Linked DNA regions of Homo sapiens: region 1 is linked to region 2. Evidence: read pairs that join two places in POLR2A ChIA-PET (ENCODE). Cell type or tissue: HepG2. All regions are shown on one strand. Each heading gives the region's core, and the rest is flanking DNA. Links, peaks and the distances in the headings are about the cores only.

Region 1 (2,915 bases), core at 314-2,813, 55 kb after region 2:
TTCTTGTGCCTCTGCCTCCCGAGTAAGCTGGGACTACAGGAATGCACCACCATGCCTGGCTAACTTTTGTATTTTTAGTAGGGATGGGGTTTTGCCATGTTGGCCAGGCTGGTCTTGAACTCCTGGCCCTAAGCAATTCGCTCACCTCAACCTCTCAAAGTGCTGGGATTACAGGCTTGAGCCACTGCGCCCAGCTGAAAAAATTCATTTCTTAGCCCACCTATCCATTCTCCTATCAGTAGAATATTTTAGTTTATGGAGAAAAACTGTGTTATAGACCTGAAACATCTGGCAGAGCTTTGGAAGGAGTGACTGCCCTACTTTTATTCTTTAAATGGTGGTTGTGCCAGCAAAAGATGGGACTAACGCTGGTAAAATAATAGAGGAAGTATCAGCTACTATCCCTGACCCTCCCCCAAAGAAGGGGTTTGAAAACCAGTATCCAGAATTTAGGAAAAGAATCTGGAAGGAGTTTCTATAAACTACCATATAGACAGGATGGAATTCAGAAGCAGCAATAACATCTGGCTTTACCCACCGGATCAGAACTGTATGAAAGGCTGTCTAACTCCAGAGACTGGTAACTTTTAGCTTAAGAATAGCACAGATAGGGCACCAAAACTGACCAGGGTCAGTTGTAGATAAACTACCTTAAAGGAGCAGAGGCTCAGTAACTAGGAAGATGGGCAAGAAGAAAGGGGTACGAAGGTTGGCAGATGGGCTGCACCTATTAAACTTTGTGTGCCTATCAAACTACCTACATGTTTGTATTCACTCAATAAATCACACAGCTCACCTTAAAACACCTTATGAAATCATACTCTAAAGTGGGTCTGAAACTTCCTCCTTTCACTTAAGAACATGTTATGGCCAGGCGCAGTGGCTCACGCCTGTAATCCCAGCACTTTGGGAGGCTGAGGCAGGTGGATCACCTGAGGTCAGGAGTTTGAGACCAGCCTGGCCAGCCTGGCCAACATGGTGAAACCTTGTCTCTAGTAAAAATACAAAAATTAGCCGGGTGTGGTGGTGGGTGCCTGTAATACCAGCTACTTGGGAGGCTGAGGCAGGAGAACTGCTGAACCCGGGAGGCAGAGGTTGCAGTGAGCCGAGATCGTGCCATTACACTCCAGCCTGGGCAACAAAAGTGAAACTGTCTTAAAAAAAAAGAGAACATGTTATGAAGATCAGTTAAGTTTATAAAGATCTGAGAGAGGACTTTGGACAGTTTCAGTTTGTATAAATAAATACCAACCATTAGGATGTTACAGGAGCAGGGGCCAAATAGTGAGTCAGTGAATGGGTCCTGAGGTTTCTTTTCATGTCTGTGTACCGGAGACCATGGGATATCATGAGTAGCATGACTATAAGCTAGGTGAGCAGACTGACTGTGTATTTTTCACTTTTCTAAGCACCTGACGTAGTCCTGGTACTTAGTAGGTATTCAAGAAATATACGTTGACAGATTGAATGACATACCGTCAGATATATCCAGAGCCTTTCCAGTTCCTCTTAAACGAACTGGTAATATCTTTAAGCAAAAACATATAGGCTTTAATATTTTTCCAGGAAGAGAAAATCAATGAACTCAATATTTTTATCAAGAATGTAGAGGGTCAGGCTGGGTACGGTGGCTCACACCTGTAATCCTAGAACTTTGGGAGGCCAAGGCAGGTGGATCTCTTGAGCTCAGGAGTTCGAGACCAGCCTGGGCAACCTGGTGAAACCCTGTATCTACAAAAAATAAAAAAATTAGCCAGGCATAGTGGTTTGTGCCTGTAGTTCCTCCTACTTGGGGGATTGAGGCGGGATGACTGCTTGAGCCCATGAGGTGGAGGATGCAGTGAGCCAAGATGGTGCCACTGTACTCTCTAGCCTGGGTGATAAAGTGAGACCTTGTATCAAAAAAAAAAAAGAACGTAGGGGTAGGGGAAAAGTCCTCAGGAAAACTAGGAATTAATAATGATTTTTTTTAAACCTCATAAGATCAGCAGATAATTAGAGACCTTATCTTTTTGGAGAAAAAGTAAATTAAAGCAAGTAAGTGAAAACAGAAATGAGAAAGATATATTACAAATAGCGGTAATTAAAAAAAGTTTGTAGATATAAATTGAAGGCTAGTATTTTTAAAATAATGAAATGAAGCAATTCTGTAGCAAGAAGGATGCTTTCTTAAAAGGATAAAAACCATCTAATCAAGCAAGTAGTAAAATTATACTTTATCCCCGCTAAAACTGAGTTTCAAACAAGCTGCTTATTTCTGCCATTATTTTTAAAGCTTTGTTTGGGAAGTTAATGACCAATTATGTAAGGCGTAACATAGAAATAAGGTCAAAGGAAGAGACACTGTATCATATTTTGTAAACATGATTAAATATTTAGAAAACCCAAGGAAATTAAAAATTCTTGGAATTAAAGGTAACTTAATGAATACCATTCAAACCAAAAATACCCAGGAAAAATAATAAGGGGAAATGCTAAATATAATAAATGTTCTTTACAAATTAATTGACAGATTGTTCCAGTTACATTTGGGGGCATCCCCCCCCACTCAAACTTATAAAGTTCATTTGGAAAAATAAACAGGCAAAATTGGCCAAAAAAAAAGGACTGAAGAAACCCTGAAGAACCAACTTTATCATCTGTGAAAACACTATATAAAGCAGGGTTTCTCTGTCTCAGCACTGCTGACTTTTTGGACTGGATACTTACTTATTGGCTGTGGGGAAGTGTCCTATGCATTGCAGGATGTTAACAATATCTCTATCCTCTACCCACTAGATGCCTGTAGCACCATCCCAATTAGGACAATTAAAAAAAAATTGTCTCCAGGCATTGCTAAATGCTCCCTAGGGGGGCAAAAACTGCCCCCTGCTGAGAATCACTGATTATAAAGTGACAATCCTTAAAACTGTGGC
Region 2 (2,915 bases), core at 223-2,722:
TGAGCTTGGTGGTACTGCCGTTTTTCTATTTTAGGGTTAGATTTTCATTATCCTCCTCCACTCATTATCTTTCTTCTTTAAAGCTTTCCTGAAACCTCTGTGTGTACTTTATTTCTTTCTTTATTTTTTTGAGGCAGGATCTCACTCTGTTGCCCAGACTGGAGTGCAGTGGCATTATCTCGGCTCACTGTAACCTCCACTTCCCGGGTTCAAGTGATTCTCCTGCCTCAGCCTCCTGAGTAGCTGAGATTACAGGCACACACCACCATGCCTAGCTAATTTTTATATTTTTAGTAGAGATTAGGTTTCACCATTTTGGTCAGGCTGGTCTCGAACTCCTGACCTCAAGTGATCTATCCACCTCAGCCTCTCAAAGTGCTGGGATTACAGGTGTGAGCCACTGTGCCCAGCCTTTGTGTGTACTTTAAATAGACCAGCTGAAGGAAATACAAAGCAGAATGAAATTGTTCCTTTTCTCTATCGGCATTTTTCTCCATGCAAAGATGAAAATAAGTATATTAACATTTACTATCGGCATTTTTCTCCATGCAAAGATGAAAGTAAGTATATTAACATTTACTAACTTTCCCATCACAAACCACAAACCTTCAGCACTTTTTACCCCATTGGAAAGTAAGTTGGGATGCAAATAACCTCCACTGCAAGTACAACTTGACATTCAAGCCTGAGGTGGCCACATCTTCTCCAACCTATTAAATAAAACCTTAGGTTTTTCCTAAAGAAAAGTGAGTCACTCAAGAGCTTCCTCAGCCTGTTTGAAGCCAGCCGTGCCCCTGGCTGAAAGGGCTGGAAGTTGCAGGGGCACATTGCTGCTGGCTGAAACCTGGGCAGAACTTGAGGGCTATGATTCATTTGTTTGTTTTGTTTAGAGACAAGGTCTCTGTCTGTCGCCCAGGCTGGAGAAGGGTGCAGCGGCCCAGTCACAGCTCACTGCAGCCTCAAACTTCTGGGCTCAAGTGATCCTCCCACCTCAGCATCCCCAGCTGGGATTACAGGCATGAGCCACCCTGTGCTCTTATACATCATACCACTAACAGCTACTTTTTCAGTTTATTATAAAGACGGTGTCTTGCTCTGTTGCCCAGGCTGTCATTTGTCGAAGGATCACAGAAGTTGGAGTTCTGGGCTTTTTGGCTCTGACTCACCTAGGTAGAGCCACAGCCTCAGGATCACAGTTCTGTCTGAACACTTATGGAGGGAGCAGTGATCAGCTCAGCAGGATTGTCAATTAGCCTTGTAAGCTAAACTCCAGTGCTGTGTCCACCAAGAGCTCAACAAGCTTCGTGCTACAGATCACCACCAGGTGGCACACGTTTAATGATCATGCCCATCCAGGGTGGCGGGAACCTGCTACTGCCAAGCTCAGGAGTTATTTTGGCCTCATTCTGGGCTGACAAAAGCTACATTATTAACCTCAAACTATAACTGGATTTTTCTTTCTTGCTTTTAGTGTATTTCCCTCATTGATTAAGTACTATATTGTTAGGAGATAAAAACTTTGAAGGCTTTAGAAATAATAAACTACTAATGTTGCCAAAATTTCATCCCAGTAAGGAATAGGAAAAAAAAAAAGCTGAGCTCTGAATACTTCGTCTTCATGAAAAAGTTGCTTCTGGGCGTCAGGTCTGGCGCCAGGCAAAAGAGTGAAACAGGTTAAGTGTGGCTTGTACTTGCCATCTTTCTCCCTTTGCTGTCTGTCTTCTGATTTCACACTCCTCCCTAATTTCAAATAATACCCTTGTTAAATTTTTTTAAAAGGTTTAAAGCCCGTTTTCAATGTTTCGTATAGAATCCACTGTAGGTCATTGTTTTTCATGTAACTTATGTGCTTCCACAATGCTTGATGGAGGCCTTAGCCTTCTCCAACCCCACCCTGAAATCTCAAACAGTCATCCCGGTGGGCAGTCCAGGAGGAGATTGGTACCAGCTCTCCCATTCTCCAAGTACATTGACCACAGTGTAGCAGAATGCAGCTCTCTGGAAAGAAAGGGAGAAGGAAGGAAGAAAGGGAAGGAGAGAGGGAGGGAAGGAGGGAGAGAGGAAGGGAGGAAGAAAGGGAGGGAGGGAGGAAGGGGAATGAAGGAAAGAAAAAGGAAATCGATAATCCAAGACATTTTATATACATATATGGACAATTCTTCACAAAGTCAGATCTTCCCATGGTGCCCTAATATCTTCCAGGGTCACACCAGGACTATTACACAAAGTCATTTACAACCACTGGGTAGGAAGAAATCTTTTGCACCTAGATCTTTGGCTGGTGCAGCATTTTACACTTTCAGTACAATCAGTTGTGTTTTTCTCCATCAGGTTTATGGTCTTCTCCCAGTCAGTATACCCCGTAGCTACCCCTCCAAATTCCCCTCTGATCTGGACAGGGATTTCTTTGATCTCCTAAACCCACTGTTCCATTGTAAGCGCTCAGGTCAGGAGGCCTCTCCTCTTTTGTACCTGTAGGGGATCCAGGCACAGGAGGTGGAGGGAGTGGAAGATGGGAGTGGAAGTCTTCCTCATATCCTTTCATAGGGGGCTAGGTACCCTATTCTCGTGTTTGTGTGTCTCCTCTGAGCTACAGTCACAGAGGTCACTTTGCTTTGCTTGGAAATGAGTTGAAAAAAACCTCCTCTCGATCTGGCATCCTTCCTATTGTTCCAACAAAGGTTTGCTTGTTGGGAAAGCACCCCAGTTGTCCACGAGTTTACTCTCATTTGACCCTGGGGAAATATTCAAGTAAGTTCAGATCAACCAGACCATCTCTTTTCTGTTTGTTAAACTTGCGGTGCTGAAAGCATAAAGGAACCTACCTTAAGTCACCAAGTTAGAGCTCCAATCCTTGCTGTAACCCAAAAAAACTCTGCTTCTTTTTATTTTTTTCTTCCTCTTTTCTATAGGCC

The links. ChIA-PET counts read pairs that join two places held together with the same protein. Peaks named below come from ENCODE experiments on the same cell type or tissue, not always from the same donor. Only the 100,000 strongest peaks of a DNase experiment are listed, where the experiment ranks them.
Region 1: POLR2A ChIA-PET joins it to region 2 with 6 read pairs; 3 of 35 experiments call an interaction of 5 or more read pairs at or near these places.

What each region holds. Positions count from the first base shown.
Region 1 is chr2:39,001,167-39,004,081 of GRCh38, forward strand. The region is part of intron 17 of SOS1 (SOS Ras/Rac guanine nucleotide exchange factor 1); the gene reads right to left. Among named protein-coding and RNA genes, the nearest start is that of ARHGEF33, 110 kb to the left of the region's middle. In HepG2, for the core only: no CTCF peak of the experiment used is centred there; a DNase peak (open chromatin) is centred at 1,275.
Region 2 is chr2:38,946,514-38,949,428 of GRCh38, forward strand. The region is part of intron 10 of ARHGEF33 (Rho guanine nucleotide exchange factor 33); the gene reads left to right. All of the region lies in intron 2 of LOC105374471 (a long non-coding RNA gene), which reads right to left. Among named protein-coding and RNA genes, the nearest start is that of ARHGEF33, 58 kb to the left of the region's middle. RefSeq lists enhancers at 524-1,024, 1,025-1,525 and silencers at 715-1,009, 832-1,018, 1,285-1,404. In HepG2, for the core only: a CTCF peak has its summit at 1,312 (motif pointing right); DNase peaks (open chromatin) are centred at 878, 1,318 and 2,678.